Regions from separate parts of the Homo sapiens genome. Here regions 1 and 3 are each linked to region 2. A link is a loop called in an ENCODE intact Hi-C map of the cell type or tissue named here. Cell type or tissue: psoas muscle. All regions are shown on one strand. Links, peaks and the distances in the headings refer to the core of each region. The heading gives the core; the rest is flanking DNA. Region 1 has its middle 280 kb from the start of USP46. Region 2 overlaps SCFD2 (sec1 family domain containing 2). Region 3 has its middle 180 kb from the start of SPATA18.

Region 1 (10,561 bases), core at 1,065-9,064, 610 kb after region 2:
AAGATTTTTGCATCAATGTTCATCAGGGATATTGGTCCGAAGTTTTCTTTTTTAGTTGTGTCACTTCCAGGCTTTGGTATCAGGATGATACTGGCTTCATAGAATTTGTTAGGGAGGAGTCTCTCCTTTTCAATTGTTTGGAATACTTTCAGAAGGAATGGTACCAGCTCCTCTTTTTACTTCTGGTAGAATTCAGCTGTGAATCCATTTAATCCTGGGCTTTTTTTTTTTTTGGTTGGTAGAGTATTAATTACTGCCTCAATTTCAGAACTTGTTATTGGTCTAGTCAGGGATTTGACTTCTTCCTGGTTTAGTCTTGGGAGGGTGTATGTGTCCAGGAATTTATCAGTTTCTTCTAGATTTCCTAGTTTATTTGCGTGGAGGTGTTTGTAGTCTTCTCTGATGGTAGTTTGTATTTCTGCGGTGTTGGTGGTGATATCCCCTTTATCATTTTTATTGTGTCTATTTGATTATTCTCTCTTTTCTTCTTTATTCATCTATCTAGCATTCTATCTATTTTGTTAATTTTAAAAAAAACAACTCCTGAATTCATTGATTTTTTTGGAGCGGGGTTTATGTCTCTATCTCCTTCAGTTCTTCTCTGATCTTAGTTATTTTCTGTCTTCTGCTGGCTTTTGGATTAGTTTGCTCTTGCTCCTCTAGCTCTTTTACTTGTAATATTAGGGTGTTGATTTGAGATCTTTCTAGCTTTCTGATGTAGGTATTTAGTGATATAAATTTCCCTCTTAACACTGCTTTAGCTGTGTCCCAGAGATTCTGGTATGTTGTCTCTTCATTGTCACTGGTTTCAAAGAACTTATTGATTTCTGTCTTATTTTCATCATTTACCCAGGAGTCATTGAGGAATAGGTTGTTCAATTTCCATGTAATTGTGTGGTTGAGTGAGTTTCTTAATCCTGAGTTCTAATTTGATTGCACTGTAGTCTGAGAGACTGTTATGATTTCAGTTCTTTTGCATTTGCTGAGGAGTGTTTTACTTACAACTATGTGGTCGGTTTTATAATAAGTGCCATGTGGCACTTAGAAGAATGTATATTCTTTTGATTTGGGGTGTAGTGTTCTGTAGATGTCTATTAGGTCTACTTGAGCCAGAGCTGAGTTCAAGTCCTGAATATCCCTCTTAATATTCTGTCTTGTTGATATGTCTAATATTGACAGTGGGGTGTTAAAGTCTCCCAATATTATTGTGTGGGAGTCTAAGAACTTGTTTTATGAATCTAGGTGGTCCTGTATTGGGTGCATATATATTTAGAATAGTTAGTTCTTCTTGTTGAATTGTTCCCTTTACCATTATGTAATGCCCTTCTTTGTCTTTTTTGATCTTTGTCATTTTAAAGTCTGTTTTGTCAGAGACTAGGATTGCAACCCCTGTTTTTTTTTTTTTTTTTTGCTTTCCATTTGCTTGGTAAATTTTCCTCCATCCCTTTATTTTGAGCCTATGTGTGTCTTTGCACATGAGTTGGGTCTCCTGAATACAGCACACCAATGGGTCCTGAATCTTTATCCAATTTGCCACTCTGTGTCTTTTTATTGGGGCATTTAGCCCATTTACATTTAAGGTCAGTATTTTTATGTGTGAATTTGATTCTGTTATCATGATGCTATCTGGTTATTTTGCACACTAGTTGATGCAGTTTCTTCATAGTGTCATTGGTCTTCATATTTTTGTGTGTTTTTGCAGTGGTTGGTACCAGTTTTTCCTTTCCAGATTAAGTGCTTCTTTGAGGAGCTCTTACAAGGCAGGCCTGGTGGTAACAAAATTCCACAGTATTTGCTTGTCTGGAGAGGATTTTATTTATCCTTCACTTATGAAGCTTAGTTTGTCTAGATATGAAATTCTGAGTTGAAAATTCTTTTATCTAAGAATGCTGAATATTGGCCCCCATTGTCCTCTGGCTGTAAAGTTTCTGCTGAAAGGTCTTCTGTTAGTCTGATGGGCTTCCCTTTGTAGGTAAAGCATAGTGACCTGGCCTTTCTCTCTGGCTGCCCTTAATATTTTTTCCTTCATTTCAACCTTGGAGAATCTGATGATTATGTGTCTTGAAGTTGACCTTCTCATGAAGTATCTTAGTCGTGTTCTCTGTATTTCCCGAATTTGAATTTTGGCCTCTCTTGCTAGGTTTAGGAAGTTCTCTTGGATAATATCCAGAAGTGTGTTTTCCAGCTTGTTTCTGTTCTCCCCATCTCTTTCAGGTACTCCAGTCAATTGTAGATTTGGTTTTTTTTATAAAGTCCCATATTTCTTGGAGGCTTTTTTCATTCCTTTTCATTCTCTTTTCTCTGGTCTTGTCTGCATGCCTTATTTCAGCAAGATGGTGTTCAAACTCTGATATCCTTTCTTCTGCTCGGTTGATACTTGCGTATGCTTCACGAAGTTCTTGTGCCATGTTTTTCAGCTCCATCAGGTCGTTTATGTTCCTCTCTTAACTGATTATTCTGGTTAGCAATTCCTCTTTTTATCAAGGTTCTTAGCTGCTTTGCATTGGGTTAGAACGTGCTCCTTTATCTCAGCGTAGTTTTTTATTACCCATCTTCTGAAGCCTACTTCTGTCAATTTGTCCATCTCATCCTCTGTCCAGTTCTGTGCCCTTGCTGGAGAGACATTGCAATCATTTGGAGGAGAAGAGGCACTCTTGCCTTTTGGGTTTTCAGCGTTTTTTTTGTTGATTCTTTTGCATCTTCATGAGTTTGTCTAGTTTTGATCTTTGAGGCTGCTGATCCTTGGATGGGGTTTTTATGGGTTTTTTTTTTTTGTTATTGTTGTTGATGCTGCTGTTGTTGCTTTCTGTTTGTTTCTTTTTCTTTCAATGGTCAGGTCCCTCTTCTGTACGGCTGCTGTTGTTTGCTGGGGGTTCACTTCAGGCCCTATTGGTCTGGTTCACTTCCACACCTAGAGATGTCACTCAAGAGGCTGGAGAACAGCAAAGATGCATGTCTGCTCCTTCTGCTGGCATCTCTGACCTTGAAGGGCACTGACCTGATGCCAATAGGATCGCTCCTGTATAGGGTGTCTGACATCCCTTTTTTAGAATGTCACCAGTTGGGTTGCATGGGGAACAAGACCCATTTAATGAAGCACTTTGACTATCCCTTGGTGGAAGGGGTGTGCTTCGCTGGGGGGAAACCCATTCATCTGGGCTGCCTGGATCCTTCAGAACTACCAGGAGGAAAGGCTAAGTCTGCTGGTCCACAGAGACTGCAGCCACCCCTTCCGCTAGGGGCTCAGGCCCAGGGAGATCTAGGTTCTGTCCCTGAGTCTTTGGCTGGAGTTATTGGAGTTCCTGCAGGGAACCCCCACCCAGTGAGGAAGGATGAGTCAGGGTCAGGCCTGAAGAAACCTCTGGCCACAGTCTGCCACAGCTGATGTGTTGGGCTGTGGGGGATACATCTTGGGACCAAGCTGTCCAGCCTCCCTGGCTCCAGCAGGAGAAAAGCACAGCCTGGAGCTATAGAGATGGAGGCTGTCCTTCCCCAGCGCAGGAAGGTTAGCGTGTTAGGCTGTTGTGAGTCCCAGTGCTGGCTGCTGCCCCTCCCCCGAGGAGCTCAAAGGGCTTAGACAGCAGGTAGCCACAGCTGTGGTGCTGGTCACTCCTCCGCACCACCACCCCCCGACCGCCGAGCTCCAAACTCCGTAGGCTTAAGCAGATTCCAGCTGAGAGGCTGATGAGAATCTGCGAGGGTCTGAGGTGGGGATGCTAGGCCCTAGTGGTGTGGGTTCCCAAGTGGGATCTTCCGATCCATGAGTTGGGCAGTTCCATGGAAAAATCACTGTTTCCCCAGCCGGGTAGCAGCTCACTCACTGCCTCCCTTGGCTGGCGGGGGTGGGCACTCCCCGGCCCTGGGAGGCTCTTAAGTGGGCCACCACACAACACTGCTCTTCCTTCCTCTCCGTGGATCACTCCAGCCGCCTAGTCAGTTCTGATGAGAGAACCTGGATACCCTGGTTGCCAGTGAAGCACTCACACACTTATTATATTTCTTTTTGATGGAACCTCCGATCAGGGCTGTTTCTAGTCACCCACCCATCCTGGCCCCGCGCCCTCAGGTAGTACTTTATATCAGTTTGAAAACAGACTAATACAGAATAATTTTTCTTTAGGGGCTTTGGAGGAACGTGGTCTGCCAACACACTGGTTTTGGACTTCTCTCCTCCAGAACGTGAGAGAATAATTTTTTGTTGTCACATGCCACCCTGTTGGTAGTACTTTTGTTATGGCAGCCCTAGGAAACTAATACAGAGTCCCTGTAATAGGCACAAGCTCACGTGTCCTGAAGGCTACAGGACTTTTAATTCCACCATTTCAGCCAAGGACCCCAAATAAACATTTCCCATGAGGAAGCCTCCCACGACCACAATTTCCTTCTCTGTGTCCTCTTACTCTCTTCCTTAGGGTCCACGTTTCTTTGTATCAGGGTTGACATTTTAATACACATTAAGGATTCATCAGGAAGTAAGAGATTCCATCCAGGACCACAAGGCCCACCCATCTTTCTTCCCAGAGTCTTCCACTTCTCCTCACCTGGTCAGGTGGGTCCTGAGATGCCCAGGGCTGGATGCCAGACACCCCAGCTGCCCAGGTACTCCTGCCCCGTAGTGAGACCCACATTTTCAATTCACGGTGGGGTGAATTTTCAAAGGGAACCACTTTCTTTCATCTTTATCTATAGGATATTTCCCAAATAACATGTATGTTACTGAGTTCGTGGACATCGTCAAAGACAGCCAGATTCTCTTTAAATATCTGCTGGGCGGCCTTCTTCCATAGAATTCAAGAAAAAAAAAAATGACTGTCTGGCTATCGTCCTCTGTAAATCTTGTTCTAGCAAGTTCTGCATCCACTTAACTTTATGAATTTGGATTCTGTGGTTTGGATTCCATCCCCACTCCTCCACCATCCTTTTCCCAATTTAAACCATTCTAATCTAGAATTTCAGGCAAAGTTGGGGGCTGGGGAAGCTAAATCGATTGTTTTATTTTTGTCTCTTGCTGCCCCCTGCTGGTCAAATTATTGCTTTCTTTTTCTTTTTCTTTTTCTTTTTTCTTTTTCCTGTTTAACTCAGGAGATCAATGGACAAGTTTCTAGGGATGGGTGGGTGAGGGAGAAGCAAGTGTCCTAGATGACAAGACAATGTCAGACAAGTTTCACTACTTGAGGTTCTCGGTTTTTTTTTTAATGAAGAAATGGCAATTGTGATATTTAAAACATGTTTAGCTTATTGGTCTTTTTTTTTATTTTTTAATTTTTAACACTTTTTAAGGGACAGGGTCTTGCCCTGTTGCCCAGGCTGGAATGCAGTTGTGTGATCATAGCTCACTGCAGCCTCCACCTACTGGGCTCAAGCCATCCTCCCACTCAGCCTCCTGAGTACCTGGGACCACAGGCATGCAACACCACGTCCAGCTTAATTGGTCTTTTTAACACACACAAATACAATATACTATAATGGTGCTTCCCCAGATCATTTGATTTCTGAAATTATCAACATGCACTGCTGGTGGTATGGACTAGTGATGGGTCACAATCTTCCTTCAATCTCCTTAGCATGTCAGGGTCTGCGACTGCATCCAGCACTGCACTTAGCACTGAATTTGGGGTGACAGCGAGGCACTTTGCAACCCTCTGATGGGTTTCCTACCATAGAGCTAGGGTGTGGCCTGGACTGGTCCTCAGAGAGCCTCCAGGGATGAGGTGGTGGAGGGAAGATAGAAGGGGGTGGGAGGTGGGGAGGGCCAAGTCTCTGGGGATCAGTCTTCACAATCGCACCCGATTCAAGGTGAAAGCCTGTGTGCCCTTTTCCCCTGGAAGCCATCTGTGTTAAAAAAACATCTTTTGGGGGTAGACAGGCCTGTGAAGTGCCTCTGTTCAGAGCTTCTCCGGGGTGGTGCGTTTTCCAGGGCGGAAGGCCATTAAAAGCCAACCCCTGAACCCAAGAACTTGGCTGCAAGAGCAGAAGGAAGACCACTGAGACCAACTCCACGGAGCAGGCTGCCCAACACGAGAAAGTCAGGGCCTGCTGCTGCTTCCTGGGCTACTGCAGCTACTGGAACAAGGATTTCTGCTCAGGGTTTCAGACCAAGGACCTCACCCTGGAGAGTCAGGGCCTTTTGGGAAAATGCAGTTTCCTACCAGCAAGAGCGAGTCCATCACGCTGTGTATCCCAGGAACCATGCAGCTTCGAGATCTGTTCCTCCCTCCTCCCTTCCCTGTCACATTCTCAGTAGGCACTCCAACGTAATTCAGTTAGCAACAGTATTTGCTTTTCACTGTGAGTCAATTCCAATGAACTTTACCATCTACACAAGTTGATCTAAGATGTAGGACAGTGAATCAGAATCATATTTAAGTTGAAGGAACTGAAATGACAATGTGTGTTGCACTTCCCACCTGTTCATGGATTAAAATTCAAGCCCACATACTCACCTGCTCAGATATCTCTTGTATTCCACCAGCTGCCCATCTTGTCAATATCTCCAATGCTGTGCCTTCCTCCAGATCCGCTTCTATCTCAGGGAGAAGCATCACAGTCCACCCTGATTAAGAGTAACTGAGGCCAGGCATGTTGGCTCACTCCTGCAAGCCTAGCATTTTGGGAGGCTGAGGCGGGCGGATCACTTGAGCTCGGGAGTTTGAGACCAGCCTGGTCAACATAGCGAAACTCCATCTCTACTAAAAATACAAAAAAATTAGTCGGGCATGGTTGTGCATGCCTGTAGTCCCAGCTACTCGGGAGGCTGAGGCAGGAGAATCGCTTGAACCCGGGATGTGGAGGTTGCAGTGAGCCAGGATTGCGCCACTGCACTCCAGCCTTGGTGACAGACCAAGACTGTGTCTCAAAACAAACAAACAAAACAACAAAACAAACAAACATACAGAAAGTAATTGAGAGTAGAGCTCTAGAAACTTTTATTGCAAACATCTACACACAGAATCAATGAACGTGTCTCCCAGAATAAAGAAAGTCCAGTTCATGTGTTGTCAGACTTGAGTGGTGGGTCCCATGTTGTGTGAGGGTGCACTAATCACACCCATTAGGATCACATATGGGTCTGGGATGAGCTAGGGAAATCTAATCCTTCCCTATACTGTAGATAGCCTGAGAAGCACAGGAGGGAGGACCTCCACCTCTTACCTGAACAATTTCCATAGCCTCTGTGTTTGTGGCAACTTGCTTGTTTTCCTTCCACCCTTAGAATGTGAGTTCCAGGAGAGCATGCTTCAAGCTGCCTAGTTTACCACAGAGTGCAACGCTAGAACAATGATGGGCATATAGTAATTCTCAACACTTATTTGTTCATGGTCTCTCTGCCTCTGATCAGCAACTACCAAACCCAGCACATTTTCCAGGCTGCAGCCAGAACAATCTTTCTAAAACTCAAATCTGATCAAGACCCTTCCTTATTTAAAATTATTTAATGACTCCTCAGTTGCCATGGTAACGTCAAAACCCTTGGTCTGCATTTTAGCCACACTGAACACTTAAGTCTTACTAAAGGGCCATACTTGCAGGCCTCCAGGCATCCATGCTGGCTGTTCCCTCTGCCTGGAATTCCCTTCTGCCCCCTCTTGATCAGTGGTAACTCCTTCAGGTCTCAGCTCAGCTGTCGCTCCCATTGAGACATCCCCAGGATGACACTAATTGCAATATGCTGCAATTATTTTTCTGTATTTCCATTTGAAGTTGAGCCTGCACCTACACCATCATATCCACCCCCAAACATGGCAATGGACATGATGGTGTCTTTATAGCAGAGGCAAGAAGGACTCCAGCGGTTCTAATTATAGGGGTCACCCCTCACTGCTCGGCACGTTAAGAGTGGTAACTCCACAGCCAGGAAAACTCAGGTTCAAATTTCCACATTCACTTTGTTTATTTAGCCATCCGGTGCTCGGTTTCCATCTGAAACATGGGGCTCATGATTATATATGGATAAAACTAGGTGGAGTCCTTTGGGTGGCTGGCAAATTGTAAGTGCCTAGTTAATGAATGTTAGTTGTGATTATTAACCATCACTTCTGAGACCCCTGCATTTTGCTTTCTCTACTTATAAGCTCTTGCAACCTCCTCTCTCCCTTTAGGCTTCCACTAGTGTGTTGGCTGTTACTCATCATGTTACTTTAAAAAATGAGCATATCACAAAGAAAAGAGACATAACATTCTTAAAGCAATTACTCTCTTCTACGATTTCCTGAAGCCCAGGTGCTCTACTTTATTTTGGAGCCTGGAGAGGAGACAGTTGTGCTTAAAATTTATCAGACCTCTCCTCTCTTTCGGGCTTTCTTGAAGCCTCCCTTTATCAGGACTGGATAGAAAAATCAGTTTGATGAGGTCATCCTTCTCTGTGCTTACAAGTCTCAAGAGGGCGACTGTATTTAGAAGAACTCCAGGTGGCCACTGCCATGATGATGAGAATAGCAATAATAAAGTTAGCAACCATAAAACCATTTATTGATAGCACTTGTTACTACAGGATCAAAATGATTATTCTTATTTTGCTGCTGGTAGGTGTCAGAAGCTGGCTTTGAAGACAGGTCTGTCTAATCTTCTCTTACACAAAAAAGGTCACAGGATAATCCTTCCTCACCTGGGACTGTATGATTTTTGTGCCAAGCAATACAGTATTGCATATTAGGTCTCTCCTGGTCAACCACCAATTTCTTCCTGTCCCTGAGATCCACAAGTGCTGCTAGGGACAGCCAATACTCACTTCATGGAATTGTGTGTGAGAGAGAGAGAGTATGTGCATGTGTGTGGGAATGTGCATGCAGGCACAAGTGTGTGTTTTTGTATTTCATTGCTATAATTCAAGTCAAGTGTGTGTTTATGTGTTTCATTGCTATAATTCAAGTCAAGTGTGTGTTTATGTGTTTCATTGCTGTAATTCAAGTCTCTGGTTAAGGCTAATCATCCCATCTTTTTTTTCAGTTCAACTTTTCAAAATGAAGCCACACAGTCTGGTTGAATAAACATCATGAAATAGATATTTTAGACTTTTCTAAAAAATGGATTCACTCTGATCTTGAGTTGGGGAGTGGGGGCACGGATAAAGTTGGTTTGCAGTCTGTATCCACCCTGGAACACATGAAAAATTCTCTCTACGTAGAAATTTGCATCATGACATATTAATTGCAAGAATAAAAGTGTTCTTAAGCAAATGGCCAGAAAGAGTACATTCTATAACTGCCTAAATTTCAGCCTGGGAGTGATTTAGTCCAGTGGTTCTCAGACTTGAGCATGCAGCAGAGTCACGTGGAGGGCGATTATGAAAACCCAGATTGCTGCTTGTGGGGTAGTGAACTCTCCCTGGAGTTTCTGATTCAGTAGGTCTGGGGTGGGGCCTGAGATTTGAATTTCTGTTTTTTCGTTTTGTTTGTTTGTTTGAGATGGAGTTTCCTCTTGTTGCCCAAGCTGGAGTGCAATGGCTTGATATCAGCTCGCTGAAACCTCTGCCTCCCAGGTTCAAGCGATTCTTTCACCTCAGCCTCCTGAGTAGCTGGAATTACAGGCACACGCCACCACACCTGCCTAATTTTTGTATTTTTAGTAGAGATGGGGTTTCACCATGCTGGCCAGGCTGGTCTTGAACTCAAGTGATCCACCCACCTCAGCCTCCCAAAGTGCTAGGATTATAACCTTGAGCCACCATGCCGGGCCTAAGATTTGCATTTCTGACAAGCTCCCTGGAAGTGCTGGTCTGGGGAGCACAGTTTGAATACCACTGGTTAGACCACTGGTTCTGAGACTTGGCAGCATATCGGGATCTCCTGGGGAGCTTAAAAGTTAATGATGCCTGGAGTCCACCCCAGTGACTCTGGTTTTATTTGTATGGAGTACGACCTGGGCATTAGTGTTTTTTAAAAGCTCCCCAGTTGATTGTCATATAGCAGACTTTGAAAGCCACTGATACGGGGGAGGGGGTAAACCTATCATGTTAAGAACAATGAGGGCTTTGGAGACCCAGAGCGCAGGGAGTGGTAGAAGGGCCACTTCACGTGATGGGTTTCCTGGATGGGGATAAGCAGATGGGCAGAGCAGTCCTGTGCTCAGTCTCCACGTGCGAGACTAGCTAGCAACAACGTTGCCCAGCCATGGTTCTCAGGCTCCTGGAAGGCTAAAAATATTCCTTTACAGTAGGTATTTGTAATTTTTAGGGTTCTTAGTTATACATAAGAAACTTGCCACTAACTAAGCAGGAAATGATTTTGGTAAAGAATATTGGGAGACTTGAGGCTAGGCTTTCAGGAGGGATGAACAAACCAACTCTAGAATGCTTTGAGAAGGACAATGCCACTGCTTCCCTGCCTAACACTGGAAAAACCACTGCGGCCACTGTCCTACCAATACCGCGGCCCCGCCAGGAACTTGACATTGTGACTCTCTGGCACTTCTGGAAGCCAGATACCTCTAGTGCTGCCCTCACTAGTAAAATAGGAGCTCCAGGGAGCCTCCTTCTAACTGGAAGTGAAACTGTCCCCACAGGGTTAACAAGAATTACATACTGAGCTCTGGGCAGATGTACAGTTATAATTAAGCATTCATC
Region 2 (10,561 bases), core at 1,731-9,730:
ATTAAGGGGGATCCAGACTATAAAAAGAAGAGTCTCGAAGGTTGAAGCCTGATTTTTTGACATTCGAAAACCTAAGAATCAGCAGCGGTCATTCTCCCTCAGACTTCATCACTCAAACTTAAAGCCTTTCTGGAGCCCAAGGACACAGAGACCTCTAAGCTGTGTAACCAGGACATTGGACAAATGTGGTTCGTAAGATTAGGTCCTAAAGCAACATTATTTTGTTTTTCACTGTTTCTTTAAATTATTCAATGGGATCCAGTTCTTCCCCTACCCCAGGATGAATATTTGGGTGAGGCCATAACTTTTCTGTTCATCCTTAAGGAATACAAACAGTCTTAATTTGCTAATTTGTAAGTCCAACTCCATGTCATAGTCAAAACTCGGAGTGTGATTTACAGTTAACGCATTTTCTCTCTCCCAGCTTCTGTGTGCTGCAGTTGATGACGGGAGGTGTGTCTGGCTCCTTCTCTCTCCCTCACATAAGGTTTCTCCTTCTCCTCCCACAGCTGATGAATTGTAGGTTCTGACCTCTGCAAGGTTAGAGTTTAGGGAAGCACTGGAAAGTCCTTACTTGTCTGACACTGTAATGAGCTGGTGTCACACTCTCTGATCTTCGCAGACGTTTCAACCTGGCACTTTCTCTTCATATGCACTTTGGTAGGATCTTCTGAGACACCCATTGCTTGTGCTGTCTCACTTGCAGTTCCTCCACATGGGGGAAATGACACCCTAGCTATTACAGTGGATCAGTTTGATGAGAGGGAATTGCATTGCGGCGTTTTATGTGTTGTTTTATTTTTGTGGATAGCAGAATAGTTGTGTGTACCATTGCCATCTCAGTTAACAATGTAAAAAGCACAAAAATAAGTCAAGTAAATGAAAAAAATCAAGATAAATGAATCTGAACAGAGATACTACTGCTTGGAGTTAGTTCAGTGAAGAACTTATCACATATTCTGATTTACAAGAGGCTCTGATGATAATGGCACATTGCCAGTCCTCTACTCTCCCCTTTCTTTGGTGAAATGGCTCACCTTTCCATGAACTCTGTTTAAAGAGACACTCCAGAGGAGTCTGTACTCTGGAGACATCAAGGAAAAGGAGATGAAAAGGAGAGCAAGATCTAGAAAAGCATTGTTTTGAGGCGGAAAGTTTGTGAAGAAAGGAATGGCCATTTGAAAATGAAAGTTTACTCATTTATATTTTAGAAAAACAAATGATATTAAATAACTACAACAAAAGAAGAAAGGGAGTGACACATAGGTCATTTATTTTAAAAATCTTTTCAGGCCGGGTGCGGTGGCTCAACCCTGTAATCCCAGCACTTTGGGAGGCCGAGGCGGGCGGATCACGAGGACAGGAGATCGTGACCACGGTGAAACCCCGTCTCTACTAAAAATACAAAAAATTAGCTGGGCGCAGTGGCCGGCACCTGTAGTCCCAGCTGTTCAGGAGGCTAAGGCAGGAGAATGGCGTGAACCTGGGAGGCGGAGCTGCAGTGAGCCAAGATTGCACCACTGCACTCCAGCCTGGGCGACGGAGCGAGACTCCGTCTCAAAAAAATAATAAAAAAAATCCTTTCAAACTACTGTTATTTTGCAACTAAAAATTATAGAACATTATGTATCAAGCTCTAAATTCTCACCAGGGCTGAGCCACATGAAACTCCCATTTTATAGATAAAAATGTTCAAATATTGTCAGTATCATATGGCTTAGAATCTTAACCTCATTTACCACAACTACTGAATTCTTTCTTGTAGTCTAGAAATTTAAAAACTTAAATTAGGTACTTTAAGAATCCCATGCCGAGCGCAGTGGCTCACACCTGTAATCCCAGCACTTTGTGAGGCCGAGGCGGGTGGATCACGAGGTCAGGAGATCGAGACCATCCTGTCTAACATGGTGAAACCTCATCTCCACTAAAAATACAAAAATTTTAGCCGAGCGTGGTGGTGGGCGCCTGTAGTCCCAGCTACTCGGGAGGCTGAGGCAGGAGAATGGCGTGAACCCGGGAGGCGGAGCTTGCAGTGAGCCAAGATCGCACCACTGCACTCCAGCCTGGGTAACAGAGTGAGACTCCGTCTCAAAAAAAAAAAAAAAAAAAAAAAAATTTCATGAAGATCCTAAGCTTGAGATGAAGGTAGTGTCTTTCTTCTCTCTTCATCCCCTGTAACACCCAGCCCACAACAGTTGCTGAGAGAATACTTATTGACTTCTATCACAAGCTCAGAGTAATTTTGAACTTGCACCGTCATTATTAGCCACAAACGTTGCAGAATTAGATTCTTATCATTGAGCTTTCCCTTAATACCCAAAGTGGAGGATACAAGTTTTAAAATCTTACATATACTCGATGACTATTAAAAAAAAAACTTTACCCTTTTTTCCCCTCTAAATTGCTCAGGGAACGGGCAGAGGGAAGAAAGGTGGGGAGGTAATTCTCACGGGGCAAAGAGGCTCAGCTCTGGAGGGAAGAGGTGGAAGCCAGCCTCCAGCCCCAGGCACCTACCAAAGCCAGGGAGCCGGTTAACATGAGATCTGCTTGACTGCGACGTCACAGGGGGACAGGTGCAAAAACAGAATATGTAAAGGAATTGTATGCTAATTCTGTCCTCTCAGTGTCTTCGAAGAAATTATTTCCTGGCGATTTGTTCAGCACTTAAAAAAAAATGTCCATATACCCGCACCTCACCAATCTACCCATTCTCTTTGGTGTTTTTCTTATCTGATTGGAAATTTCCTAGTACATGTAGGGCTTTGTTCTAAGAATAGGTGAACACAGCTGGAATTGCAGTGTCATCTGTTGCATATTTGGAGAGACTTTCAAAAAAACTTGACCTTAACCTGCTAACTTCAACCCAGAATTCCAGACAGATATTTGGACCTTCTAAAATCATAAACATTTGATATTTATATTCCTGGACTAATTTTTTAAGCAAAAAATTTGCATCTGGCCTTTTGCAATCTTCCAAAGGAAGTTTTTCAGATACGTCTGGGGGTGTGATTTCTTAATAGAATAAAACTGCCATGGTTTTATAATATGCTGCTATATGGTGCTAGAAACCTCTCCAAAACACCCTCAAATTTATCAACACCAAAATCCCCAAAGATACAAAGATGATATTAGCATTTTATTATAAATGCATTTGGGATCCTCAATAACTTGAAAGCCTTCTATTTTAGCATTAGAATGAAACATAATGCTAATTAATAAATAAGGAGCTAAGCATGGTGCCAAATGAAATAAATATTTACTGGAAATAACCAAAATGACTTCACTGCAGCAGAAAGGTCCTAAAACTGTACTCAGAAGAATGCTGGCTGTTTCTGTGTTTTCACTAACACATGCTGAATACCATGTCCCACTCTTCATACCTGGGAGGGAGCAGGGCAAGGATGACCCTTACTGCGAAGGAGCAGTCACACAGTCAAACAGTATTAAATAAGTATTTTATGATCAATACCCTTAAAACCCCAAGAGAAATTTTAAAACTTAAATTGTCTGAAGCTTAGCTGTACAGCTCCCAATTAAATGAGCGAACTGTGTTTTTAAATACCCATGTCCTACTCAAAATTCCCCATAGCTTTTCTTTTAAAAGCTATAAAATGTGTTACTGGTGACAGAATTCAGCTTAATAAGTTTCAGTAGGTTTTGATAGTTCATTCACACTTTAGCTTATAAAAAGTGTAGGCAAGTAAGCAAAATCATTTTTCCTGTCTCCTGCATTATTGGAAAAGGTACAGAATCCAGCTGCATTTCATTAAAGTTGTTTTGGAAAGTTGAAGACAGCCCATGAGGAAAAGAGGACTCAAAATTAAATACTTGGAACCTGAGGTTAAACATTGCACATGGCTTTATGTGCCTCTCTCCCCTTATATTTGGATGACAAATGACTTCAGGCCTCTGCCGACCTAAGGATTTGTCGTTGATGATTCAACAAGAAGAACTACTTAGACTTGTTTAGGATTCATGGTGAACAGGCAGTTTCCCATTCATTCTATTATATAATGGTCACTCTTAGGTCACATATACACCAAAGGGGCCCTGGCTTCAGAGGAACTTAAACCTTTGTAAGCTCTTTTATGAGTCTAGTCCTATTGGAAAGCATTTGATTCCACTGTCAGTCACCTTGTGACTCTTTTGTTTCCCTGATAAATAATTAAAAGTGGGTTGGATCCTCATAGCAGTGTTGATAGAACACCCTTGACAATGATGGCTTTGTGGCACAGTGTTGAGGTCTTTATTTTATAGAGCAGCAGAAAAAGTTCCTATTAAAGACAACACTCAAATTCTTCACTTTGTTATGTCAGTGATTTTAATATTGTAAATGTTCAACTTCAACCCTTTTGTTTCACTATGAATATATCCAATATAGCCTCCAGAGTTTTACAAAAGGTGCCCTTGGAGTAACTCACCCACTGGGGTTATATTTACCACCCTAGTGGCTTCCTGTTTGGGAACCTGGCAGGGGCAATGAGTAGGCTTGAGATGCTTTTTGAACAATCCACCATTCTCTTACATTCTCCTTCATGTACACAGGTACTCCAACTGCTTTGCAGAGAAGTGGTAAACTAATAACCCTATTTACTCAGTCAAAAACTATGTGGGAGTCAATATTTGGGGTGAGGCTTTCTCTTCAGAAAAGAAATGTTTGGCAAAACAGCCTAAATTCTCCAGGATAGAAGAGATTGATGGAGCATCTATCTTAAGAAGGGTGTAGGCAAGGATACTAGGTTAACTCCTAAAACAAATATAAATGTTTCTTTTCCATATTCCAGGTAATGAAACCAACACGAGAAAGGAGAGGGTTTGTCACTCTAGTTCCTCTTGATTCTTTCCAGCAGAGGGCACCATTTTCATTATCTAGATGGGTTTCACAGTTTTAGACATGGGAATTGTTAGGTTCTATAAATTAGAATAGGCAAATTACTGAAGAGGGCCTGGAAACTGAGCTCTCAGCTCCTGGAACTGGGAACAGACCACTTTATTCTGTAGATAAAGAAAAATAGCACTTGTCTAGAAAATGTAGGCTGTTCAAGCAGTTTATTTATTTATTTTTTATTTAAGTATATTGTAAGACCCACTACAACAAGCAGCTTAATTTAGATCTTGGTATTTGAGATAAATCCCCACTAAACTAAGGTAAATACATCTCCTTTGAACATTTGTGCATACATATATACACACGCAATTACAGCTTTTAAATTATTTTGACTGCTTTAAAATGTGGCTTTCCTTCTCTTGGAAACACTTAACACAAGAGTCATAAATATCACCACAATTCTCTGCTGTACTGTGATGTTTAGTTGTATCCGTCCTTAAAATCTTATTCTATGGGTGTTGGAAATGACAAATATATACATTGAACGCTGAATTTGGTTTTATCAGATCTGGTACTCTCATGTGGCTAGGCAAAGAGTTATCGTGCCCCTCTGTTCCTTTATTTGTGCACTTTGTAGATTATGTTATCTGGCAAGCATCCAGGTCTATTGTGAAGGCACTGAAACAATACCTTGTATAGGTTGAACCATAACACTGTCAAAAGCCAGCACAACAAACCAAGGGACCAAGTAGTTCACATTGGAACTCAATAAAAATAACCTCTCTGAGAGGTTAGAGAATCATGATTGTAAATAATGCCCACTGGAAATCCATGAGAATGGATTTTCTGAAAATATTTACTGCTCCAGGTGGATTATTATTTTGACTACTTATGGCATGTACATCTCCCAAAATAAATTGGGATGAAGTATAGATAAAGGTTTTTATTTCTTCCCCAGTGGATTGCTACATGTGCAAACTTAAAGGTCTGCTGAGTAATTATGGACACTAGAGAGCAGTAGAGGAGTGTCTGAGCACATAGCTGGTAGAAAATCAACATGCTTCAAAACAGTATCAGGCATATTCTCTTAAGGTGATATTCAGTTTCCACTGACAGTGGAAGACAATTTGAACTATCTTATAAATGAATCAATTTTTAGAGATTGGATAAATAACATCCAAACAATAAGCTATCAATAGGAATGCTAGTATTTATACTGATAAGTAGTTTATTATAAGTCAAAACTGCTTACTTTGGAGTAGAAAAATTTGGTAACAAATTCTGCATAAGATTTAGGTCATCAGTAATAGCTGTAATTCAAAGCAGATCTCTGACTACTTATGTAGAAGAGTCATCAAAATCAGTGTGATTTCAATGAATGCCTATTTATACCCAACATTCAAGACATCTGCATCAATTTACCAATAAATGTGTCTACCATTCATTATGCAGTCAAACTAGCCCGTGTACAAACTACATCACAATTCTGATCTGTTTCCCCTTGGCCATAGTAACTCTACTCGGGTGATGGAGAGAGTTACAGTGAAAATAACCACCACCATTATGCTTATGCTGTGACAGACACCATGCAGTGCAGCCTCCATTGTATGGCTTCCACTTCTAGCCTCCCATAACCACATGTCCAAAGTCAGAATCTTGGTTCCTTGTTCTTATATCTTTCCAGCTTATAAACAGTACCATTATCCACCCACACCAGAAACATAAGAGTCATCCTTGATCCATTCCTCTTCCTTACTGTCCGTAAGTCCTCTTGATTCTAATTCTAAAATACATCTCAAATCCATTTCCTTCTTTCCAGTTCCACTGTCACATTCTCACCTGGGCCCCCATCATCACATGTCTGCACACTGTAAGAACCTCCAGCTGGTCTTTCTCCTCCCAACAGTAGTAGTGTATTTATATTTGATAACACAGACCAGATCCTAGCATTTCCCTGTGTGACATCCTTCAACTGCTGCCCATTCATCTTGGAATATAATGTAAACCCCTGGTAGTGGCTCTCTAAGCCCTGACCGTCTCTCCTGGCTCACCCTGTACCCCTTCCAAATTCTTTTTGACTCGGGGCCTTCCTGTGTGGTGTTGCCCCTGCCTGAAAGCTGTGTGATTTCAGGAAGTCACTTAACCTTCTGGGCCTTGATTTTCTCCTCTAAAATAAGGACCTTGATCCTTTCTAGCAATGACCTTCCTGTTTTCTTAGAAAAAAAAATAGCAGTTCTCTTGAATTTATCTTCTAATAACCCTCTACTCAGCACTGACCCTGACATAATATGAAAGGTTAGCCACAGGCCCATTGGAAAATATTTTCCAAGTATAGTATAGAACTATAAAATGCTTTGAAACTGAGACATACATGTTAACCAGCAATGTTTTCAATTAATAGAGGGATGTGTATACCCTGTGAGAATGCTTAAAGCCTAAAATTAAAGCAGGGCAGGAGACTTCATCTTTCTTAGAAAGCAAATTTACTGTTCTCTCACTAGTTTCTGTCTGAATTTACCAGCTCCATGTGAGTTTGTATGTTCATTGGCATTCTAACCATCCTTTATTATAAGTGCATTTTCAAGGTTTATACTATTCTCATCAGCAGCACACTCTTGTCAAGTTTTTAATTTCAGATTGTCAGACATCCAAACTAGAATTGTTCCATTGCCTATAGCAGATAATAAATAATTAGATGCTCTTAAATCAGTGGACCGCAGAAAATGAAGGTGAATTTTTAAAATTCAGTTTATTTATAAACTGAGCCAACCCCATGCCAGTTCAATCCAGTTCTGTGCATTTTGCTGAGTGTCTTCCAGATGCCAGGCACTACACCAATATAGGCTATGTAATAAGCAAATGCTGGGCCCAGCTCTCTAAGAACTCACAGTCCAGCAGGAAGATCTATATGCAAAAATATCATGTCAGAAACCTGGTGAAGTAATAGAAGAAGGCGCTGTGTGCTTTGGGGTAACAAAGTGCTTCTGTCACCATGGAGGGATCAGACAAAGTGTCATGAGTAAATAATATTTACCTGTCAAAGAAGAAAACAGTGTCCCAGGAAGAGGATTCTGGTATGCAGAGAAACCAGAAGTGCATCAGCAGTGTCCTTTGGGGAAACAACTGAAATACAAAAGTGTCTGTGGCCAGAGACAAAGCTGGAAAGAGATGCAGGCACCAAGTCATGAAGGACTTTGTATGTCTCGTATTCTCTCCAAAAAATTTGAGCTGTATCCTGAAATACTAATAATAACAACATGAGCTAACTTGGGGGCCTCACTAAAACCACTTTACATGATCTAACTCATATAATGCTCAACAGCTGATGAGGTTTCAGCCCAGGTAAGCCACTGTTTGAGTCATGCTCTGAACTACGGTTATTCCACCTCCAAGTGAAAAGGAGCCATAGAAATTGTATGACCTTGGGCAAATTACTCAACACTGAACCTTCTTCCATCATCTGTAAACCAGGAATAATCATAGTGCCTGCCTCATAGAATTGCTGTAAGAACTAAACAAATTAACAAATGTAAAATGCTTGGGTAGCATTGTGCATGGCATGTGGCATGTAACTGCCGTTATTATTATCATCTTCAACATTATCATTTCCATTAATTTTTAAGATTTTAAGAAATGGAACACCATTACCATGTTTGCATTAAAAGATGACTAAGAGGGCAAATGAAGGAAGGCAGGTGGCAAGGCCATTATATTGCCAACCCCAAGGGGCACCATTCACTTTGTAGTCAGTGTAAATGACACAGTGCCCCCTTGGACCTGTGCTGTGCAATGGCTCTGAGCAGAACAAGACAAGAGGTAATCCAGAGGTGATGAGAACCTAAATGAGGGGAACAGAGAAGAAACTGGTGACAGATATTGGGGAACAAGAGATCTCATGGGTAAGGACAATAAAGAGGGACTTGATTAACTGCTAGGTTTCTGGCCTGGGTAGGTGTGCAGAGGGGAAATAAGAGGGGTGGGGAATCAACTCGGATTATTTTATGTCTCTGGATATGTGTCTCTAACTGCTTTCCAAAGGGAAAATAAACATGATTTCAGATTAGTGATTTTGTCCTATTAAGTGTGTTTCATCCTTTTATGAGTGTAAATAATTGGGATTTACTGAGTTAATCCCAATTAACTCAAACTGTGTTCCTAATAACATAGCCCAGTGCAGTTCAGTGCCAGGATAAATGTCAGAATCCTATGTTGATTTTGTGTTATTGCAGTCTTCTGTTTGGCAAGACTGACCTTGTTATTTCTGAATTAATGATTTCAATCACCCAAGACACCTTTTCAGTGAAATACGGTACATAAAAATGGAGTCTCCTAATAGTTGTGAAAAAGCACTTCATTTTATTAATATATATATATTTGAAATACTCATCACAGGGCATGTAAGTGTGAACTTTTAATGACACAGAAGAAAAAATATTTGTATATGGATCTTTTTGTAAAGACAAGCTCAGAGCACCCTCAAATAGAAGAGAGAGAAAAGAGTGGGTTGTGTCATTGCATCAGCCCCTAGAAAACCTGCACCGCTGGTGTATTATTCACACCCATCTGTAGAGGTCTCTTAGGAGTCTTGGGAGTCCCTTGGGAAAAGCCTCCTGGGAACAGGCAGTTAGAGTATGGCAGGATCATTTTCTTAGCCTGTTTTGGGTCCAATTATGTATTTTCTATTTTATCTTGCTCTTAACTACTCCCCCCCCCAAAAAAAGGCCTGGTGTGTTGGCTCATGCTTGTAATCCCAACACCTTGGGAGGCTGAAGAGAGAGGGTCACTTGAAGCCAGGAGTTCAAGACCCCTGGACAAGATAGCAAGACCCCATCTCTACAAAACAACAATAACAAACCCAGTCCAACAGGTTACACTGGCTAAACACATTTTTCTTAGGGATTTAATTTTTTTCCCTGCTTTACCTTATATGTGATACTTATCAAATATGCCACATTTTTAGTATTGCTTCACTCTTAGGGGGCCAGAGTTGTGAATGCCTTGATTCTATATTCTGGGGCTTGCTCTGTAAAGCATACATTTTACCTAAGATCAATGTCACAGGTAAGTTTATCTACTGTTCCTTTCTTTTTTTTTTCTTCATTTTTTAAAGCAAAACATGCCTCTTTATTTTTCCAAAACAACTAATCACAATGAACATCCAATATTTAGGAAATCAATCTAAAAACAAACCTTAAGGAAATAAACCATCTGTATTATTTTATAATAACAGTAATAACTACTATTTGCTGAGTCCTAATCATTGCCAAGTGCTGCATACTTCACATGTATTACTGAAATGTAATAGTCACAACAACCCTGAAAGATACATTACTTCAATTTTATAGATGAGGAGGTTGGGCTAAGATATACATAATTCAGGCCTTACTAGCAGATGCTAATTAGAATGCTTGTTGGAAATGCCTAGGGGGTCATCAGAGAGTAGCATCAAACACTGGGAGAACAGGGCCAGCATCCTGCAGAATTCTGTTTAGACCTGCGAGCACAGTCCCTTGCTCTGGGAGTGACTTTCTGTGTTCACAGCTTCTCTGTTGGGCCTGCTGTCCTCCAAGCTCCAGATTCTGTATCTTCCTCACTTATGATGACTGTTTGCTTACCCTGCTGCCCTCTCCACAATTCTCCTTTCATTCCATGCTTCACCTTCTCCACAAGTAATTAACAAGCACTTTCTACATGCCAGCAACTGCTCCAAGGACTGGAGATACAGCAGTGAAC
Region 3 (10,561 bases), core at 1,645-9,644, 750 kb after region 2:
GGAACACTTATTCTATGTTGTGGCATGAAATGTTGCCTGATTCTAGAATTGCAAGTAAAGCCAATTGAGATATTTACACTACATTTGTTGTAATTTTGTCTTTTGACAACATTAACTAGCCTCATGAACTTGGACAAATTATTTAACCTGTCCCTGCATTCGTTTCCTCAACTGAAAAAGAAGGAGGTGGAGGGTAGACCATGTTACCTACCTCCTAGGGATATTGTGAAGACTAAAAGACATAATACTTATTAAACATTCAGGTGTTCCTAGCATTCAGTAAGCACTCGATCAATATTAACCTTTATTATCATTTTAAAAGTTTTTATTTTTACTGAATTGGGAAGGCTCTAGAACAAATTTAGGAATGAATTACAGAATCTTTAGGTCATCCTGGTTGCTCTCAAAATTTAGCCTACTGTTCAGAAACTCTTCTGTCTTCTCTTCCTACCATTCATCAGATGATGAGTGACCAGAAATCAGAAATGAAGTCCTTATGCTGAATCAAAATTCAAATTAATTTCCATTTTCGTTTCCTTGCCAAATACTGCGGCTGGAGGAGTGAGCAGACGTGGCAGGATTTGAGAGCTGTGATGAAGGGGAGGGAGTGTGGCAGGAAACAGGAACCAAAGGAAAAATCACAGAGAAAAGGAGCAGGATCAGTGGGTTTCCTGTGCCTCCCGAGAGTGCATGATGTCACCATCGTGCCCAGAGGAGGGCTACAGATCAACACCTGAGAGTAGTGGTATCAGAAAAAGGGTCGCTGCCCTTTTGGTTGTTAGGATTGGAGGTGTTATTTAAACATTGGCTGCAACATCTACTCCAAAGTTTGGCCAAATGACATAAACCATCAAATCTTCCACCTTCATTTTTTAAGGGGAATTTTACTAAATGTTTTTCCTGTGCCCTCATGTCTGGACACACCCCTGTTTTGAGTCAAGAAAATGATCTCTCGACTATGACTAACAGGCCCCAAAACATTATATTAAAACTCAGTCAAGGTATCACGTATTATTCCACAAGCCACAATGGATCCAGGGCCTTTCTGGGCTGTTTCATCCCAGACAATCCAAGGGGAATTTGAGTCAGGTACCAGGTTGCAGGCCTAAATAGATTTTTAATGCTTACCAGCATCTGCAAACCACCAAGTGGTTCATAAGAGACTTACTAAAGGTTCTGTGTTTTCTCCAAAATGCAAAACAAAACATGTACATGGTAAATTTTTGATAAAGCCTGGCACAGTAGTTATAACATTGCTTCCAAAGGAGACTTCTTGGGTTCAGATCATGGCTCTACCACTTGTTATCTGTGTGACCTTGGTCAAGTTACCTGACCTTGCTGTGCTGGTTTCTTCATCTGTCGAATGGGAATGATATTAACTACCTGCCAGGGTTACACAGGAATAAAGAAGTAATTCTTGTAAAGCCCTTAGAACTGTACTTGGCTCATAGTAACCCCTCAATTAATGTATGCTATGATTATAAATGTTAATTTTAAAGTGTCTGGTCAACTGCCTATTTAAGATTTTTATTTAAATGCTCAAGAAATAATATCACTTTATACATCTTTTTATCCTTACACCTTATACAAAAATTAATTCAAGATGGATTAAAGACTTAAAAGTTAGACCTAAAACCATAAAAACCCTAGAAGAAAACCTAGGCATTACCATTCAGGACATAGGCATGGACAAGGACTTCATGTCTAAAACACCAAAAGCAATGGAAACCAAAGCCAAAATTGACAAATGGGATCTAATTAAACTAAAGAGCTTCTGCACAGCAAAAGAAACTACCATCAGAGTGAACAGGCAACCTACAAAATGGGAGAAAGTTTTCACAACCTACTCATCTGACAAAGGGCTAATATCCAGAATCTACAATGAACTCAAACAAATTTACAAGAAAAAAACAAACAACCCCATCAAAAAGTGGGCAAAGGATATGAACAGACACTTCTCAAAAGAAGACATTTATGCAGCCAAAAGACACATGAAAAAATGCTCATCATCATTGGCCATCAGAGAAATGCAAATCAAAACCACAATGAGATACCATCTCACACCAGTTAGAATGGTGATCATTAAAAAGTCAGGAAACAACAGGTACTGGAGAGGATGTGGAGAAATAGGAACACTTTGACACTGTTGCTGGGACTGTAAGCTAGTTCAACCATTGTGGAAGTCAGTGTGGCGATTCCTCAGGGATCTAGAATTAGAAATACCATTTGACCCAGCCATCCCATTACTGGGTATATACCCAAAGGACTATAAACCATGCTGCCATAAAGACACATGCACACGTATGTTTATTGTGGCACTATTCACAATAGCAAAGACTTGGAACCAACCCAAATGTCCAACAATGATAGACTGGATTAAGAAAATGTGGCACATATACACCATGGAATACTATGCAGCCATAAAAAATGATGAGTTCATGTCCTTTGTAGGGACATGGATGAAGCTGGAAACCATCATTCTCAGTAAACTATCACAAGGACAAAAAACCAAACACCGCATGTTCTCACTCATAGGTGGGAATTGAACAATGAGAACACATGGACACAGGAAGGGGAACATCACACACTGGGGACTGTTGTGGGGTGGGGGGAGGGGGGAGGGATAGCATTAGGAGATATACCTAATGCTAAACGATGAGTTAATGGGTGTAGCACACCAGCATGGCACATGTATACATATGTAACCTGCACATTGTGCACATGTACCCTAAAACTTTAAGTATAATAATAATAATAATAATAATAATAATAGAATAGACCTAAATCACAATCTGAAAAAAAAGAAAAAAAAGAAAGAAAAATTAATAGATGATTAAATACAACAGTGGGTCTATTTTTTAATATATATACACATACTATAAAGAAATAATGTTTAAAATACGGGCTTGGTAAAAGTACTTTATCAAGGTGAAAATACCATGAGATTTTGTCTTCTGTCTCATGAGGAAGAGGAAGTTGATTCTCAGGGATGCTTGAATCTAGAAAGGTCCGATAGGTCTAATAGGTTGCTCTCTGTGGCTCATTGAATGCTCTACCAAGTTAGCATCAAATCTCATTTAATGCTTTTCAGCTGTGGGCATGGATAGCCCAGGCCTACTCACTTACGTCAGAGCTTTATCTGTCTGCATTCTGTGTTTTCATCCTTTTCTTTAAAACCAGATATCTTTATATCAAACAATCCTCTCCACTTTCCAGTCTAGTCTCTAACCCACGATTTCAATTACTATCTGTGGAATGATCGTGTATTTGTAGCCCCAGCCCAGGCTTTCCAAGCTTCAGACCATCTTCAACTTAATATATCCTCTTGGATGCCCCAAAGAAACCTATCTAAACTGAACTAAGACTGAGCTCATCATGTTTCCTGCCAAACCTCATATTTTTCCAGGGTTTCCTATTTCATTGAATGGCACCACCATCCCACATTGTCCAAGCCCTAAACTTCAGCTCAACCTTAATACCTCCTTCTCTCTCACTCTTTATCCAACACTTCACCTAGTCTAATTGGTTTTACCTCTTAAATTGCTATGGACTCATCGACTTCTGCATCCACCTATTCCAATCCTCACCACCAGCACTCAAGTTCAAACTACTCCCATCACTCAATTCAACCACTGCCTTTTAGCCAGGCTTGCAACCTCCACTCTGGACCACCCTCCAGTCCATTCACCACACTGAAGTCAGAGTAATCTTTTCAAATCTAATTAAGTCATCACCTTCCACCCCTCATCCCCGCTTAAAAAACTCAAATGACTTTTCATTGTTTTTAGAATAAGGATAACTTCTTAATTCTGCCTATGAGAATCTGCAAGGTCTAGCCCCTCCCTTCCTTTCCTATTTCACTTTGCAATCCTGTTTTGCTCAGTCTCTCTTCTTCTGCCTCTCAAGCCTTCTTTCTGTTTCTTATCTTTTTCATGCTCCCCCTTGCCATGAGGTCTTTGCCCATGTTGCCTTGAATGGTCTTCTCTCCCTTCTCAGCCTGGTCATTGCTGACTTCTCAACTCAAGCATCCCTTCTGCAGTTAAGCCTTTCTTAACCTCGCTGATGTGATCAACTTCTTCTAGTCTAGGATCTCATAACACTGAGTACTTCTTATTAATGCCTTCGTTCAACTAATATTTATGGAGCACCTGTGTCAGATGCTGTTCTGGGTACTCAGGAAACATTGTTGAACAGAACAAAATCTCTCCTTTTATGAAGCTGACATTCTACGATGGGAAACAGGCAATAAAAAAAAACAAATAAATATAAATGTCAGAGGGTGATAAGTACTTAAAAATAAATAAGCAGAAACAAAGATGAGGGAGCTTAGATTTGCAATTTTTCATTTGTTTCTGTGGTTACTGGATTATATTTTTGTTCCCCACTAGACTGTAGGCTCCAAGACAGCTAGGTTTGCTCATTATTTATCTTCAACTTCTAGCACAGTACCTATCTCATAATAGATGCTCAATAAAAATGATTAACTCATTTTCATTCAAAAAACAATAATTTGCACAGAGTGGAACATAAAACTGTTGAAAAGTGAGAAATAAAAGAAACTTTTTATTTAAAGAATGTGAGCCCCTTTAAATGATCAGGCCCAGAGGGGCAATGAAATGTGACAGCAGTCACATCTCACTCCTCACCCTGGAGCTAAGTAATCTCCCTGCTATATGGGCTCTAGACTGAGCGTCGCCACTGAGTAGCCATAAATTAACCCAACAATGTTATGTGCTGGACATCATAATTCACACCCTATAGTTCAACAATGTATAGCCAATCAGGAGTCAATGTTATTTCTGTAAACCAATGAGAATTCCTAAAAAACAAGTTTTGTAATCAACCCTTCTCCTGATTTGTCCTTTTTTCTTTGAAAACTTGAGTCTCTCCTTTGTTCTTTGAAGCAATTCCCAGTGTTTCCCAGGGTAAGTCATCAACCTTGGCCCAAATCAACTCTATATTAATTTTGCCTCTGTGTCTTTCTTTAAATTGGCAATAGCCTTATGTAAATAGATGTCAATGATTTTTTTAAAGTGGCATTTGAAAATAAATCAGGTGTTCAGTCTCACTTCAAAGCAATTTAACTTTTAAATCCCTATGTTTGAATGTAAAACAGAGATCATCTTGGAAAATCTCAGACACTGGACACTTTAAGTTCCTTTCATTCTTAGATAAAAATCCTAACAACAACTTGCACTTTTTAAAATTTTTATGCTGGTAAATGATTTTCACGTTGAAAGTCAAAGAAGCAATTAAATTAGTGAATTCTGCTGTGATCGAATAAGCCAGTTAAAACATGGACCTGCTTCATAAGTAAATTTGCACTTTTTGGAAAGAACATAACTGTCCCCAAAGGATGGACATGGGTCCAAAGCCAGGCTTTAGCTTGAACTTTTTAGCTATTTCCAAGAAGCAAAAAGAGCTATGGTTCTCAGAGATTTATTTTTCTTCTCTATAGAGACAAGTCAGCATTTTGAAAAACAGAGGGTTCTTCTGCTAAGCATTTCTGGGTAAGGGAAAGCACCACTCTTGTATTTCAGCTCTATTTTTAAATTATAAATCATAGCTGGAAAACTAAAATATGGCAACAACAACAGGATGGTGAAAAAAACATGAATGCAGACAGTTTTTTTTTTAAGCGACCTTTAATTTTAAAAGCACTAAATCCATCTGCAATAACTCTTCTAAATTGTTTTGTGAGTTTGCCCTATAGCCTTCGGACTTTCTGTTTTGGCTTTCACATTGTCTAAACAAACTCTTGAAAAAGAATGGTTTTTGTAGAAATTTCCCTAGAAAATGAAGAAAGAGAAGCTCCAACACAGCAGAAAATTGTGCTGAAAGAGGAATTCTAGTTGGGTGGATGAGGGTGGGTGCAGGGCGAGGACACACAAATTCATGGCCATTAGGTAAGAAATGCAAAATAAGCAAAAACACAATGAGTTTGCTTTGGAAAATTTTCCAAGAACAGATTATTCCTGGTCAGGTAGTGGAGCCTTTTGAATCATAGAGCTCTACTGACATCTAGTGCAGAAAGGCATAATGATCATCTATGAAATGCGATACCCTACTGTCTTTTATTACATGTCCTAAAAAGTCAACTATGTATGTATCGTTATTGGTCAAGGGAAACCATAGCAAGTAAGTCCTTTAACAAAGGGCTTTCTTATATAACATCTTCCTTCATTCTCTCTACAGTAACCCTGCAAGCAAAACAGAAACATTATTATCAATCTCATTTCACAGAGGGGAAAACAGAGGCTTAGAGAAAGAGGTTTAGTGACTTTCCTAAGATGACATGCCCACTGAGGGCAGAATCAGGACAAAAACAAGTCTTCTATGATCTCAGACCTTGATTCCCTGCAAATCTCCCCTCTCCACCCACAGTTCTGCCTTCCCAGCTTCAGAGGACACTGAAAGACTCCTCCAAAGGTAAATGTGGACATCCTCCTCATTTGGGAGAAGGGAAGGAGAAAGGGGCAGGGTCTTAGCTTAACCCCATAGAAATTAGAGTTGAATGTCTCTCTGGATTTATGCTACACTGGCCTATGAAACCACGAATTAGGAATATCAAGTTCCCTAGCAAAAATGGTAGTTGGAAGTAAATACAAAAGGGAAGAACTCCAACTAGGAAAGCATTGCAGAGTCCCTGATATCCTTTTCCTTCTTTTTTGAACAAATAAAAAAACACCCACACAAACACCCACCCCCCTCCCCCCCCCACACACACAAGTCTACATACAGAGAGATGGATGGATGGAAAGATAGATAGATGATAGATAGATAGATTTTAGAAAACAAACATCCAAAAGGGTGTCTTAGGATTTTCTCCTTAGTCTATTTTATGCTGGTAGCAGATACCAAGCATCTGATTTTAAGTTTTTCCATTTAACAGCAAAAACAGAAAACAAACAAAAAGCAGGAGTTCAAATAAATCCAAACAAATAGTGAATAATTTACAAGAAGAATAACTGCAGGGAGACAGCATCTTGGGGGATTTCTTTGTTTGTTTTTTAGAGATGAGGCTTGCTATATTGCCCAGGCTGGCCTCAAACTCCTGGGTTCAAGCAATTCTCACACCTCAGCCTCTTGACTAGCTGGGCCATGCCACCACGCCCAGCGAAAAAGCTATTTTTGCATTTAAGGAGTGAAGATAACTTTATGGGAGAGAATGTTTGTTTTCATTTGGGTTTCAAAGGATTTATTTAGGGATAACTGCAGTTCCAATTCAGATTTCTGACCAGACCAAATGACTCAAGGGATCCTCCCACTTCAGGCTCCTGAGTAGCTAGGACTACAGGTGCTTGCCACCATGCCTGGCTAATTTCTAATTTTCTTTTGTAGAGACAGGGTCTCCTCATGTTGCTCAGGCTGGTCTCAAACTCCTGGGCTCAAATTATGTTCCCACCTTGGCCTCCCAAATGTTGTGATTATAGGTGTGAGTCACCACACCTAGTCTACTTTCATATATTTTAAAAAATATAATCTCAGCTCCTTTAACTAAAACTTAAAAAGCAAGCAGCCCAGGCGCAGTAGCTCACGCCTGTAATCCCAGTACTTTGGGATGCTGAGGCGGGAGGATCACGAGGTCAGGATTTCTAGACCAGCCTGGCCAACACAGTGAAACCCCCTCTCTACTAAAAATACAAAAATTAGCTGGGCGTGGTGGTTGGCTCCCAGTTACTCAGGAGGCTGAGGCAGGAGAATCGCTTGAACCCGGGAGACAGAGGTTTCAGTGAGCCAAGATCGTGCCACTGCACTCCAGCCTGGGCAACAGAGCTAGACTCTGTCTCAGAAAAAAAGCAAGCAAAGAGAACAGACATTTGCTCTTCCTTGACCAGTAGTCAGCATTCAACATCCTGAAGAAAAATAAATTTTTTAATAGCTCATTAAAAAATCTGATCATTTTATGTTGAGTTGGTTAGAAAAAATGTTCAAAAGAACACTCCAGAAAATTTAAAATGAGATTGCGATGGAAGGTGTTTAGAACTTATGATATTTCCAGGCATTCAGTTTTAATATTTGACCCATTAAGACATGTTTTCATTGGAATGCTAAAAGCAAAGAAAAAGGGCTTTAATACAGGGGAAATGATGATTTGCTGAAACAATATAATTATTTGCTTAACCAGAAAATTATAATTTACTTAAACTCCCAGAAAATTATAATTTACTTAAACTCCCATCCAACTCAGGATTTCATTTTCATATCTATTTCATAGCCTTTGACATGGAAAATGAACATATTAGAACTTGCTGAGAGATTGATTAGGGCATCTTTATCTGAGCAGTAAACAACTGGAATTTGTCATCTACAAATGTTGTCTATGCTTAACATTTGTCTTTTGTGCCAATAGAAGTCCTGGCATAATAAGCAAAGGAATAGTTTGGCAATTGCTGCATTAGTCTCATCAATGTAGAAGCCAACCCAGGTCATTCTAGCTTAAACAGCCACCTGGTTTGGTTGCTGTCTACATTGACAGAATTAACCTAATAGTATACTTTCCCTCAAAGTGTATCAAAACCTAGCACAAAACCTAGAAATAGAAATGAGAAAGAAGTTATGACTATCTGGCATGAGTTGTTGGTCTCGAGAAACAAATGAGAATGGAAATGCTCAAGAAATTGCATATAATAAGAGTTGTGAGTTTAAATGTTCACAGAAGCCAAGTAGAGTGATGATGTCTGAATGATAAGCAGGGGCCATAAAGAATGTGGCAAACTGGGCAGCACATGCCCTGTTCCAAGAGGCATCATCTGCGACTCACTTCCAGCAAATTATGTGAGGCATGAATGTGGGGAGAAGTCAGGAATCTGGAGTTTTGATTGACATCTCCCAACTTTTAAAATATTGGCTATTAATTCAACTTTCTAAGAACTCCGAAAGGGCCAAATCAAGAATGGCTGTAGGCTGCATTCAACTCATACCAGTTTGTGATATCTGACAAATAACATCTGGGCTGCATCAGCTCTGCATTTTCTCAGTGCATATGTATCGCATGTATGTGCTTATGTCTATGTGTGTGTACACACATGGATTTACACATCTTAGATCCATCTGCATGTATGAAGATGAGTCAAACTGAAAAATTAAAACAACAACAAAAAAAATCAGTCTGGTTGATTGATCCCCTAGAACTATGTGACAGATATTGCTGGGACCCTGAAGCTTTGGTGAGGCCAACAGTGTCATCCTCTGCAAGAGTCTGTCTCCTCCTTACCCTTCTTGAGCAATGTCTCCCCCATCCATCCTCCACCTTCACTGTGCTTTTGCATCCAAAAGGCAGTATCTGCAGCCCTTCTTTGGAGAATTGCTTTAGACCAACTGGAGCCAATTTGCCAATAGGTGCAAAAAGCCAAAGGTACATCCTCCTGGGGCAGACAACTCTTAACTAATGACTTTCAGGCATGAAAGCTTAGCTCTCCTACTTTGGAATGGGGTGACTTTGAGGTATAACTTACACATTACAGCTCCCCTGCAGGATTAGACTGACACTCCCTTCTGCAAGACTTTGTCACCATTGCTTCCTTACTTGCCTTCTTCCTCTTCTCTTTTCTGTTCTCCCCTCTCCTATACTGGTCCCGTCCTCACCCCTTTATTAAAATGCACCTTTATTAAGGAGGATTTCCTTAATAAATCATTTGCACACAATTCTTTGTCTCAGAAGCCTGTTGAATCCAACCTGAGACCGCTAGTGTCCTCAGTGTCTCAATTTTCTCTACCTTAATATGAAGATGATAATATTACCTACCACATAGGGTTGTTGTGATGATTAAGTGAGTTAGCCTGCATAAAGGGCTTATAATAATCCCTGGCAATCACTATATAAATGTTGGCTAAAGTTATTATCTCATGATATTAGATGATACAAATCAAAATAAAACCATCACGTTTTTCAGCCAAGTTCTATTTTCTTATGAAAGTACATATTGATTTAAACTTTGGAGATGTATATGTATGAGAGCTCAATATATCATTTTGTTCTCCAAGATTATTCACACATGACATGCCGGTAGGATGAAGCAGAACCCCAATAACAAACCCAAACTAAATGGTGGTGTGTTCATTGGTGGCAAAACCATTAGACCATGGCACGGGACATCTCAGACACCTCTAATATCCTCACAAAGCATCACGATTGATTCAGCTGCAGCCCATCTGTCAAATGCACAGGCCATAGTGAGCTCAGCTCTCATGGCCAATTTGTTGCTTCCATATTGACACAGCCTAAGTTTCCTGTCTTTCCTGCAGAAACAGGCATCTCTTTCCAAATTTCTCCATTGTTGTCAACAGTACCATCATCTTTACAATCCCTCAAGATTATAAATTTAGAAGTTTCTTTCCAGCTTCTTCCTCCTAAACCAATCTATCATCATATTTTTGCCTATTGTTTTTCTCACAAGGCCCAGCAAATCTCTTCCTTTCTAAAGCTGCCACTGTAAAATAAGCCCCAATACTTCATGTTTGAGGACTCCCACTGCTAATTTGTTCTTGTACCTTCTTGTCTCTTCTGTCTTTAAATCACTGTTGCTATAGCTGGTAGAATATTATTTAATGCTTTCTA

The links. Peaks named below come from ENCODE experiments on the same cell type or tissue, not always from the same donor. Only the 100,000 strongest peaks of a DNase experiment are listed, where the experiment ranks them.
Region 1: a loop joins it to region 2, with 10 times the contacts of the local background. A loop is called at or near these places in 88 of 110 quality-filtered maps.
Region 3: a loop joins it to region 2, with 4 times the contacts of the local background. A loop is called at or near these places in 64 of 110 quality-filtered maps.

Annotation. Positions count from the first base shown.
Region 1 is chr4:52,370,750-52,381,310 of GRCh38, reverse strand. No RefSeq gene overlaps it. Among named protein-coding and RNA genes, the nearest start is that of USP46, 280 kb to the left of the region's middle. RefSeq lists enhancers at 3,065-3,612, 3,613-4,161. In psoas muscle, for the core only: a CTCF peak has its summit at 5,004 (motif pointing left); no DNase peak of the experiment used is centred there.
Region 2 is chr4:52,978,046-52,988,606 of GRCh38, reverse strand. The region is part of intron 5 of SCFD2 (sec1 family domain containing 2); the gene reads left to right. Among named protein-coding and RNA genes, the nearest start is that of SCFD2-AS1, 56 kb to the right of the region's middle. In psoas muscle, for the core only: CTCF peaks have their summits at 4,845 (motif pointing right) and 5,831 (motif pointing right); no DNase peak of the experiment used is centred there.
Region 3 is chr4:52,230,105-52,240,665 of GRCh38, reverse strand. No RefSeq gene overlaps it. Among named protein-coding and RNA genes, the nearest start is that of SPATA18, 180 kb to the right of the region's middle. In psoas muscle, for the core only: a CTCF peak has its summit at 6,028 (motif pointing left); no DNase peak of the experiment used is centred there.